Linked DNA regions of Homo sapiens: region 1 is linked to region 2. The links are chromatin contacts, found by Hi-C or POLR2A ChIA-PET in ENCODE. All regions are on one chromosome and are shown on one strand. Each heading gives the region's core, a stretch centred on a gene start or an enhancer-like site at or near the end of the contact. The rest is flanking DNA. Distances are from core to core; before and after follow the strand shown. Region 1 overlaps MAP3K5 (mitogen-activated protein kinase kinase kinase 5). Region 2 overlaps MAP7 (microtubule associated protein 7).

What was found. Hi-C counts contacts between places; a loop is a spot of excess contacts on that map. ChIA-PET counts read pairs that join two places held with the same protein, here RNA polymerase II (POLR2A). Pooled maps may share reads with other maps.
Region 1: a pooled map shows a loop between it and region 2 (10-fold over the local background). The contact joins two enhancer-like sites. A Hi-C loop is called at or near these places in 4 of 50 pooled maps. POLR2A ChIA-PET finds 5 or more read pairs at or near these places in 2 of 52 experiments (activated CD4-positive, alpha-beta T cell and naive thymus-derived CD4-positive, alpha-beta T cell).

What each region holds. Positions count from the first base shown.
Region 1 is chr6:136,591,435-136,597,420 of GRCh38, forward strand. It overlaps MAP3K5 (mitogen-activated protein kinase kinase kinase 5), which reads right to left. Exons shown (of 30, transcript NM_005923.4): 22 at 1,003-1,180; 23 at 739-907. Among named protein-coding and RNA genes, the nearest start is that of MAP3K5-AS1, 35 kb to the right of the region's middle. RefSeq lists an enhancer at 3,055-3,214. Within about 2 kb of position 2,022, at least 13 of the 41 ENCODE cell types and tissues checked have a DNase peak (open chromatin) inside an H3K27ac peak, as active enhancers do.
Region 2 is chr6:136,508,630-136,514,472 of GRCh38, forward strand. The region is part of intron 1 of MAP7 (microtubule associated protein 7); the gene reads right to left. Among named protein-coding and RNA genes, the nearest start is that of MAP7, 39 kb to the right of the region's middle. RefSeq lists a silencer at 348-548. Within about 2 kb of position 3,607, at least 4 of the 41 ENCODE cell types and tissues checked have a DNase peak (open chromatin) inside an H3K27ac peak, as active enhancers do.

The sequences.
Region 1 (5,986 bases), core at 772-3,271, 81 kb after region 2:
AGATAGTTATCTTGTTTTTATTCATCTTTCTTAAATGTATATAGAGTTCACATTTATTTCAATGTAGAATATTAGAAGTGTTTTAGTCTTTATTTAGGAGTTTGGTCATGTTTTTGTGACCAGAAATATGCCATAGGAACTTAACTCTTGTTTATGTCAATTAGTCTACGGCAAAACTGGTTTGGTTATATGTAATTTTGCTTCAGTCACAGTTTCCAAGGACTTATCAACTACATTAAGTGAAGACTCACTACAATTTACTTCCCTTTGCCCTTCACCCTCCTTTTAAATATAACCTTACAAGCTCAGGGGTTCTGTTGTATTTGCTGATGTTTCCCAAATGCTGAGAGGAGCGACTGGCAGGTAGCCTCATGCTAATGTCAGAATTAGCAACTCACATGGCTTAATGTGTGTTTATTGATGGAATGAATAAACAAATGAATGAAGAGTAAAAGAGGCTTGTAGGGGCTATTTGGAATGTCACCAATGTGAAAAATTTGCTTCTGACTTAAAAATAGCTTATGTTCAAAAATGCAATGAAAAAATCATTTCCCTATTTTCATATTAATATATTCCCTACCATAGGGTTTGCCTTCTTTTTTCCTGTGGGGTAGGTTTATCATGATGATCACTACAGGTTCCTCTTGCCTTTCACATCATCTGTGACAGCTGCAGGCGGTTAGGACACAGATAAAATATGTAACCTTTGGGAAATGAAGCACCTGGGAGAGGATTTACCTGAGCTAAAGATTCCATTAGGTTTCTCACAATTTTGTCTTGGTCTTCCGTCAGGATCCTGTGAAGGGTAGCTCGCCTCTCACTGTCCTTCCTCAGCATGAAGAATCCAGAATCTTTTTCTTCAGGGGAAGGAGGAGCACTGTGATCTTCAAAATTCTCATCTGGAATGCTGAGAAAATTTATGCAGCATAAATCACAGTTCCCTTTATAAAATGACACACTTAACAACACACTTCTCTCACCCCAAGTAAGTCAGGTCTTTACCCCAAAAAGAGTGTCCGAATTCCCTTGACATCTCTTTCTCCGCAGGACTTGGCTCTTGTTTTGAAAGAGAAGGGGTCCACTTTCAACTCCGTGTCGGGTGAAACTGAGCCGTACTCACTGCTGCTGCTGGTGTCCTCCACCAGCACAGGTACCGGCAAGGATATACTCCTGAGATATTCTGCTTGTGATGAGAGGAGGGAAAAGATAATTGACACTTTAAAAAATGTACACATACTGAAACACCCATTGAAAGAGGCCATATTCTTTGTCAAATATCTTGTTGCAATGAGCAGCATAATTATGCTATGTAAGGGAACGGTCATGTGTTATGACTGCCTCCCTTGCTCAGCATAACCCATACAGCAGGGTAGCCAGGAAAGGGCCTCCCAGGCCCTGGGAGGGATATCTCTGGGGTACCAAAACAGTCAAGGAAGCCCAAGTTCAGTGGGTCTACTGAGGGTCTGATCCCCTCATTTTTACTGACTACTAATTATTTCTATTTATGGGTCTCAGTTTTCATATTTATCAAATTCAGGGTCAGATTGATAATCTTTAAGCCTGTTCTTCAGGGGCTTAAGTGTCTCCATTAGCATCTTGGGGCTGCCTTGGTTGGGATGAGTGAGTGGGATGCTGTAGGTCTAGACCACAGGTTCCAATCCTGTTATACCTGAAACCAGAGAAAATATGCTGACTGTCATATATCACAGTTCTGCTTAAGGATTCATATAAAAAAGGATTCATCACTGAAAACAAATTTTGGAAACAGATGGACTAGATGATCTCTTAGGTCTGTCCTGGTTCTCAGATACTATGATTCTCTAGTAGACATGAGCTGCTTCTTTATTTGGATGGAGAATAAGACAGTGGAGTTGCCTATATTTCCTCAAACATTGGTTTTAAAGAAAGCTTCATAGGTTGCTCTGGGTGTCAACATCTTTCCAGCAGATGGGGAAGAAAGAGTAGGAGGATCTCATAGGAAGTTTTTATGAATCATGCTTGGGTGAGTTGCCACTCGGGCCCACCATCCATTGCCCAAGCCTCAGTCCACCAGCCACAGTTACTTGCCAGGAGGCTGGGAAACCCCAGAAGGAAAAGGAAACAGGTCTGGAGGACAGCTAGTCAGTCTCTGTATATGTATGCCTGAACAGTTCACAGAAAGAAAAACACAAAAAGCTCCCAAATGTATATAAAACTTCTCAGCCTCACTCCTAATGAGAGAAACGGGTATCTGAATCACAATAAAATACTGTCCATGATCTATCCTATGGACAGATATGCAAAAAAAAAAAAAAAAAAGAAAGTGGTTTTTGCCAGAAACATCTTTATCAAACACACATCCTAATGCTACAAAAGCATTTTAATAAAGAATGAAGGTATAAAATTATAGAAAAGGAAATCCACTGTTGCCTGGAATCTCCTTCTTACTTAATTCCTCTTGGGCTGAACTGAATCAACTGCCCTGATCTCAAGGATAGGGGACTCATGACATTGGTTTCAGCTGTAGCGAGAAAGACGGAAGTACATACAGCTTTCAGGAACAGCTGACCTCGGGGGAAACCACCTTACTGGTCAGTAACTGGAAAGTCTCCCCAGGATGAATTGGTTGACTTATCTGCTGTTATTTAAATAGTTCTGTAGCTGAATCACTAGAAGGCAGGAAGCAAGAGGAAGCCACAAAGAGTTGCTGAATTGACCAATTAAGTACCAGTATGCAAATGATATATGGCAGGGGAAATGCCTGGCATGTATTGTTTCCACATATTCTGGAGCAGCTCATGGGCCTAGCATTTCACGGACCATATTTTGGGCAGTGCTGCTACAGCAGAAAGGAAATGGGTGACCTCTTCCTTGCTGGTAATAGTAAGGTTGTCTGAGAGAAGAAAGGTTTGAAGGGGGGCCCAAACACCAAACTGCTTTTGAGTCATTCCTGGGGAAGGTCAAGGTCTATAGTGTGCCTTGTTTCACTTTAGAGTCAACATCTCGCTATTTGGGGGGAACGGACTTTAGAACAGAAAAAAATAGCTGCTTGGGAGAAAGAGTTTCACTGCTATGAGATGTCAAGTCCCTAAAGTTAAATGTTACTGATGGAAGAATACAGCTGAAGAAGAGCTCTTGGCTTGACTGAGTAGCTGATCTCTTTACAAGAAGGGATACAAGCCCTGCAGTGGAACTCACTGCTGATCCTTCAGACTTGGTGAGTTTCTTCACCAGCCCATTTTTATGAGATGCATGCCACACTCAGAAACGGAGGTGTGCATCATTCATATTTCAAAGACAAAATTGTTGTTTCTTGGGAGTAAAGAGACTAGTACAGACTAGACTAGAAGAGTACAAGATGAGGGATTCCTATCGTGTGTTTCCGTGTTTGTGTGTGTGTGTGTGTGTGGTAAATGTATGTGTATCTAAAGAAGAGAAGGAGTAAGGACTTGAATTATCCTGTATTTTGGCTTTTTGGTCATATCATGTGGTTTGATTATCCAGTAATGAGAGGACTTGTGTCACGCCTGTGAATTTTAACGTTGCTGTGACTACCGACTGCCTAAAAGGAGGCCTAATGAGGTAAAACTGTATATGCTTAAGGATGGAACCGAGTGCCTGTCACTATGGCTCGTTAAGGAAATAAAGGGACTTACAGATATTCTGCATGTTCTATGTGCAGAGCCCTGATTCCCTCCTCGGTTTGATTTTATTTTATTTTTGAGACAGAGTCACACTATTTTGCTCAGGCTGGAGTGCAGTGGCATGATCTTGGCTCACTACAACCTCCGCCTCCTAGGTTCAAGTGATTTTCCTGCCTCAGCCTCCCAAGTAGCTGGGATTACAGGCATGTGCCACCACCCCTGGCTAATTTTTGTATAGGGTTTCGCCATGTCGGCCAGGCTGGTCTCAAACTCCTGACATCAAGTAATCCACCTGCTTCGGCCTCCCAAAGTTCTGGGATTACAGGTGTTGAGCCACCGCACCCGGCCTGCTTGATTTTAAATGAGTGAACCTGATTCTAGATTGAGTCCCCTTCTCTATTAGGCACATGCATTCATTCATCCAACATACAGTTGTGGATCATCTACTATATGTCAGGTAGCCAGCAGGAGTTGCTGATGGACTGGAGTGAAGAGTGTGAAAAGGAAGAATCAAAAATGACTCCAAAGTAGAATTCTGGCCTAAGAAACTGAATGGATGCATATCGTACTTATATTCTAAGATGAGAAATAATACAGGCCAAAAAGGAAAGTTCTTTTTAGTGGATAAGGGGTGTTATTTGACAGTTCAGTTTGAAAAATGAAGACGGCAATTGGGCGGCTGGGCGCGGTGGCTCACGGCTGTAATCCCAGCACTTTGGGAGGCTGAGGCAGGAGGATTATCTCATGTTGGGAGTTCAAGACACCAACATGGTGAAACCTCGCTTCTACTAAAAATACAAAAATTAGCCTGACATGGTGGTGTGTGCCTGTAGTGACAGCTACTCAGGAGGCTGAGGCAGGAGAATTGCTTGAACCCAGGAGGCGGAAGTTGCAGTGAGCCAAGATCATGCCACTGCACTCCAGCCGCCAGCAAGACTCCATCTAAAAAAGAAAAAAGCAATTGGATATGAGTCTGGAGCTCAGAAGACTGGGCTAGATAGAACCTCAGCAGCCTACCTGGCTGGAGATGGTATTTAAAGTAAAGGATGACATAATTTGGGGAAAGATAAAAAGACAGCATAGACCCGGCCCTTAAGAATGCCAATATTTAGAGGAAAAGAAGGGGATGAACAGGCAGCCAAGGAGAATGACAAGGAGCAGCCATGAGGTTGGAGGAAAACAGAGAAAATGGGGTGTCATGGAAGCCCACACAGGAGAGGGCGAAAGTAAGAGAGAACAGTCATCCAGGCTGAGAGCCACTGAGAAGTTGAGTAGGTTGAGAAAGGCACTTGTTGGATTTGGCTAAAGAGATCTCATTAGATCTTGGCCAGAGCAGGCCCAGTGATCGCGTGGAAGGGGAGACGCTACATGGGTGGGAAGGAAGAGGTGGAGATCTGGAGACACTGTACTTCAAGACGGGAAGCTGTGATGTGGGGCAAAAAAAGGTGGTGGTGTCAGCCAGTGAGGCCATTTGTAGATCAGGGGAAGGACGGGTTTAGGACAAAAGACATTAGAGCATGTGTATATGGAACTCACTGGGAGAGGCAGAAGCTGGAGGAGTCACGGGGGCTCCACAGGAGCCAGAACTCATCTGTGAGGGATTGGCCTTCTGTAGGAAAATGGATGTTTTCTCTATTGTAAGGGGTGGAAAGAGCAAGACAGGTGGTGCTGAGACAGTTTGCTTTATACGTTTGTGGTGGAAATATGATCAAATCCACGCCTGAGATTTCTACCTTCTTAAGTTATGACGATTTCCAGGCAAGTGAGAATGCGTAGTGCCTTTCTGTGTCACTGTAAATGGGAAGAAGCTCAAGTGTAACTATTTCCAGGGGAGCACGGTGACAGTTTCCAGATATCACAGAGGTTACAAGTTCCTCGAACATAAGCTCATACACGTGAGTGATTGGGACCCCAGGCTGCAAGAGAGGAGCCTGGCAGGATTTCCAGTCACAGGCAGCCTTACTGCTGATATCTTGCCAGGTATTAAGAAGCCCTCCTCTATGGGGCTGACCACGAAGAGTCTAAAAGAGGCTGAATGAACCTCTCTGAGGATAGGACATGTCAAAGGTGTGTCTCTAAGGAGATGATTCTCATTGCCTTATTTCAGGGGCTGATGGGAAGGGGTGTGAGCCCCATATCCCCTAAGAGATAGCTTTACCAAGAGGCCAGGAGTAGGCTGGAGTCAGGAGGGGTGACTGGCAACCCTATGGACTCCAGATTGCTGGGAGCTCCCATCTATGGAAGGGAGACAGTGCGACCTTTAAGGAATTAGATACATTCCTGCTTTGGGAAAACGGGGATTTTCTAAATCCCTTCCATTGCTGTGAGGGTGGCCTCAGATCCTAACAGCTATTCATGATCAC
Region 2 (5,843 bases), core at 2,357-4,856:
GTTTCAGGGTCCCAATAAAAGAAAAGATAATGCTAAATGCCATAGACTGGTCCAGGATGAACCATCAGTCAAAACCCAGGATGGTTTTCCTTTTTTTGTTTTAATGTTCACACTAAAATATCACAGTAAAGTTTGAAGATAAAATACACTAAAGAGAAACTGAAATAGGAAATTTACCTACTCATTAAAGTGTATCTAATCTTGGAAGAAACCAAATCCGGGATGCTGGGAATGACTACATAGGTTTCACTACAAATGATTATGACAGTAAGTGTCAGAAGAATGGAATTCAAGAAACACCATTTAATACCATTTAAGTCCTGAATTAAAGCTCTGCTTTCTAAACACATCACCTGAAATAGTAATGGACTCATTCTTTAACTCTGTTCTCCTAAAGTAAAAAGATATAGACCAGTAATTATATTAACTCTCTCATGAAGCATCTGTAGTTATAATGGCTCACAATAAATAACCAAGAAATCCTCAGATGGGGCTGGAGCATTCAATTTGCTCCTCTTGATAATGCTTCACCAAAAAACTATGTCACTAGCCACATGACTGCAATTACCTTTGACACTCAGGATTTAGTGAAATCCAGTGTCAGTGGCCAACAGTCCTTTTTAAACATTAACCTCTTCCTTCTTCAAAATCATATCAAATGAAAACAGAAGTTCCTCATTCTTCTCTTTCCTGTTGAACTTTAAATTAGAATAATACAGGCTATATGTCTTTCCACCTATTTTCTCCCTCTAGTCAAGAGAGTAAATTATGATGTAGAAGCTACTTATTTTTTTAAGTTTTTTTGTAAAGATGCAGTCTTGCTATGTTGCCCAGGCTGGTTTCAAACTCTTTGCCTCAAGTAATCCTCCCACCTGGGCCTCCCAAAGTGCTAGGATTACAGGCATGTGTCACTGTACCCAGTTTCGGTTTTTGTTTTTGTTTTTTTTGAGACAGGGTCTCATTCTGTTGCACAGGCTGGAGTGCAGTGGCATGATTATAGCTCACTGCAGCCTCAATCTCCCAGACTCAAGCAATCCTTTCACCTCAGCCTTCTGAGTTAGCTGGGAATACATACATGCACCACCATGCTGGGCTATTTTTTAATTTTGCAGAGATGGAGTATCACGATGTTGCCCACGCTGGTGTTGAACTCCTGGGCTCAAGAGGTCCTCCTGCCTCTGCTTCCCAAAGCATTGGATTACAGGCGTGAGCTATGGTGCCCTGCCTGGAAGCTAATTTAAAACATCCTCAATATTCATAGCAAATATTAGATGTTAAGATTGAGGTATATGCTGGGCGTGGTGGCTCATGCCTGTAATCCCAGCTCTTTGGGAGGCCGAGGCAGGTGGATCACCTGAGGTCAGGAGTTCGAGACCAGCCTGAGTAATATGGTGAAACCCTGTCTCTACTAAGAATACAAAAATTAGCTAGGTGTGGTGGCGTGTGCCTGTAGTCCCTGCCACTCGGGAGGCTGAGACAGGAGAATTGCTTGAACACAGGAGGTGGAGGTTGCAGTGAGCCAAGATCGTGCCACTGTACTTCCAGCCTGGGCAAAAGAGTGACATACAGTAGACAAAATGGGGTGAGCATCTCTGTGATGTGATTTGACAACCGGCTAGCAGCAAATTGGGCTCAGCTGATGGTGAGAGGATAAGAAAGTAGAAACGACCCACACAGCTGGTTTTTAGGAGTCTCACAGTAACACTCCACAGACCTAAAGAAACAGGAGGCTATGAGGGGACACTCCAGCCTGCAAGGAAGGCCCAGGCATCATTGCAAGTGCATCTTTGAAATGGTTACCCGTGAGTTCCGGGCTTGACAAAACACCAGTGAGTGGGAAGGAGGACTCATAACTGTGAGAACACAGGGGGTTCAGAAGCCTGGGGGTGGTGGAGAGGATGAAGGTTCAGAAGGTGTGAGGCTTTTCTTCAGGTAGGAGGATGAGCTCACACACGGCAGTCCACCCTCATCGCTGGTTTTGCTTTCTGCATTCTGAGTTACCTGCAGTCAACTACAGTCTGAAAATAGGTGAGTACAACACAGTAAGATATTTTGGGAGCGACCATACTCATATAACTTTTATTATGGTATATTGCTATATTTTATTATTGTTATTAATCTCTGTGTCTAATTTATAAATTAAACTGTATCACAGGTATGTATAGAAAAAACATAGTATATACATATAGGGGTTGGTACCATCTGAAGTTTCAGGCATCGACTGAGGCTCCTAGAAGGACAAGCGGAAGACTACTGCGTATGGAAACATCTAGCATAGGGTAGGGAGCAAATCATTGTTTGCTGAATCTGAAGTCTGTGGGTACCTAGGGGAATTTCTGAGTTCATGATATCGTAGGTGGTGTGGAAACAAGTCCCAGCATAAACCCACACAGCTGGCTGAATGAAGTTCAAGTGAAGGTCATGCAGCATCAAAGTAGATGTGTGTCACTGAAACTTATGGCAGTGGAGTGAGAATAATTTTGAAATTACTTAGATTGTGAGAAAATCTGGCTGATGATTAGAAGTGTTGATATAAGAGGTCAGTTTGGAGTTCCACTCAAAATTCATACTAATTTTAATGTTATGGTATTCTAAACTACTAGATGGGTAAGGGGAAGTTATAGGATTCTGAACAATACCATTAAGAATTAGGATAGGATTTTCTACTGTGGTGTCACAGAAGAATCAGAGCTAGCAAATTCATAAAAAGAAAATTTGATTCCCCAAGCCCAGGGTAAAAATCCAGAGTGCTGAGGTTTTGAATCCTAATATCTCAGTTGCCACTTTGCATCTTTACAGTGCTGAATGAAAGGTGTGCACCAGGAACTGTCTACCCACAAAGAACCTGTTTTTCTGGGCCTTAAAAAAAAAGGCAGTGCAGAGATAGTATTATAAAAGAGAAGCATAAAAGGAAATTTGTGAGGGTGGCTTAATGAGATGCACTGAATAGGTGGAGAACTAGAGGGAATGTGGCTAGGTACACAGTGGACTTTGTTAAATTAGCAGCAGCTCCAGTTCACTTTCCACGATATTTCCTAATCCACAGAGCAGCAGGTGGGAGTGAGGGACACTATTAGTCAAGAGCTCAGTGGGAGTTTAAATCACTAAGGATTTGTGTATGCAAGTTCTCCCTGGCTTACACTTAATATGGTCATGATAACTGAATTTCAACTGTGCAAAAGGAAAGAAAATACTTATAATAATTCAAACACGGCTGTAATGAGGATATGCCACAAACACGAAATGAACGTTTTATAATAAGCTCTGGCAGTTCAAGGAAAAATGATGGTAGAAGGTGCTTCTGGAATGGTCTAGCTCTAGAATTTGATCCAAGTAAGCCACTGCAGACTGTCCAAGCCAATGTCCTAGCCGAAAACAAACAAGTCATCCCTGCATAAAGGCTAGTGGACAAAGGTCGTTAATACAAAATTCACCGTCATTATCACTAGGCAGGGTGGTGATTGATCTGATATCTCCAGGCCTTTGCTAGATTCAAAACAAAGTCCTGAACCCTGGAATGTTTAAAGGCCTAGACAGACTACCTCTCCAGCTATGCTGTCTCATTCTCTGGCTGGCAGGGCCAGAGTGTGTTGCCTCCAATCAGTTATCTTATGAGGAACCAGATTTGGGCTTCTGCCATCTGGCTTAGCACCCATGGACTAAGAGGTCTTGAATCAGCACCTAGAAATAATTTCCTTCAAGTTCTACAGAACAGCTCAACAGAAAAAGAGAACTGTTTCAGTGGAAAAAGTAAATACCAAAGTTTCTAAGACTATTACGGATGTAAAAAATTGTTGGATGTATTCTTCTCAACTTTTTATCTAGGGTGTGACACCTGTTGATGTAATGAAGATTTAGGAAGCCTCAACAAGGCATACCTCAGAATACTGCCAGTTCAGTTCCAGACCACCCCAATAAAGCAAATATTGCAATAAAGCAAGTCACACACATTTTTTGGTTTCACAGTGCATACAAAAGTTGTGTTTTCGTTACGCTGTAGTCTATTAAGTGTGCAACATTATGTCCCAAAACAGTGTACATAACTTCATTAAAAACTACTTGATTGCTAAAAAATGCGAAGAATCATTGGAGCCTTTAGTGAGTTGTAATCTTTTTGGTGGTGGAGGGTCTTGCTTCCATGTTGATGGCTGCTGACTGATAAGGATAGTAGTCACTGAAGGCTGGGGTGCTGCGGCAATTTCTTCCCTTTTTTTTTTTTTTTGAAAGGGTCTCACTCTGTTGCCCAGGCTGCAGTGCAGTAGCACAACCACAGGTCACTGCAGTCTTGACCTCTCAGGCTCAAGCAATCCTTCTGCATCAGCCTCTCAAGTTGCTAGGACTATAGGCTTGTGATACCACACCAAGCTAGGTTTTGTTTTGTTTTGTTTTGTTTTTGGTAGAGGCAGGTTCTCACTCTGTTGCCCGGTCTGGTCTCAAACTCCTGGGTTCAAATGATCCTCCTGCCTCTGCCTCTCAAAGCACTGGGATTATAGGCATGAGCCACTGCACCCAGCTACAATTTCTTAAAGTAAGATAGCAATGAAATTTGCCAAGTCCATGAACTCTTCCTTTCATGAAAGACTTCTCTGTTGTATGCGATGTTGTGTGATAGCATTTCATCCACAGGACTTTTTTCAAAAATGGACTCTATCCTCTCAAACCCTGCTGCTGCTTTATCAACTAAGCTTATGTAATATTCTAAATCCTTTGTTGCCATTTCAACAATGTTCACAGCGTCTTCACCGTAAGTAGATTCCATCTCAAGAAACCACTTACTTTGTTCATCCATAAGAAGAAACTAATCTGTTCAAGTTTTATCATGGAATCGCAGCAATTCAGTCACATCTTCAGGCTCTACTTCTAATTCTAGTTCTCTTGCCATTTCCACCACATCTGCAGTTACTTCCTCTACTGAAGTCTTAAACCCCTCAAAGTCATTCATGAAGGTTGGGGTCAACTGCTTACAAACACCTGTTAATGTTGATATTTTGAGTTTTGTATGGTAGATGCACCTGACAGTGATAATGCGACCTGAGTATACCCTGAGAATGACCCCGTATGGCAGAGCACCTCAATGTGTACTCAGAAGTGGCCAACCCAGAGATCCATTCCTTGTCTATGAGGAACACCTGAGCCCCAGACGCATCCTGTGGAACATGGGCCATACAGGGGATCACGGCCCATTGTTTTGGGTTAAATGAGGTTTGCCAGGTGGAAGTTGCTAGGGGGAGGGTGTTAAGTGAAAATGTTATATAAATTGCATGTGTTTTGCAAGTGGTGGTGGTGGTTTTGCCCAGTCTGCCACCACTGGACTCTCTCACCTGTACGTAAGTCCCCAGTAAAACCCATGTCTCATTCGCTGGCTCTAGGTCTCTTCTTCAGCCTCTTGAACCTGGTGCCATCCCCGCTGGAGTCAATAGGGGTTTGGCACACCAACCTCCCTCCATGCATCATAAATGTTCTTAATGGCATCTGCAATGGTGAATCCTTTCCAGAAGGTTTTCAATTTTCTTTGCCCAGATCCATCAGAGGAATCACTACCTATGGCAGCCATAACCTTACAAAATATATTTCTTAAGTGATAAGACTTGAAAGTCAAAATTATTCCTTGATCCATGGACTGAAAAATGGATGTTGTGATGGCAGGCATGAAAACAACATTAACCTCCTTGTGGCCGGGTGCAGTGGCTCATGCCTGTAATCCCAGCACGTTGGGAGGCCAAGGCAAGCAGATCACCTGAGGTCAGGAGTTTGAGACCAGCCTGGCCAACATGGCGAAACCCTGTCTCCACTAAAAATACAAAAAGTTAGCCAGGTGTGGTGGTGTACACCTGTAATCCCAG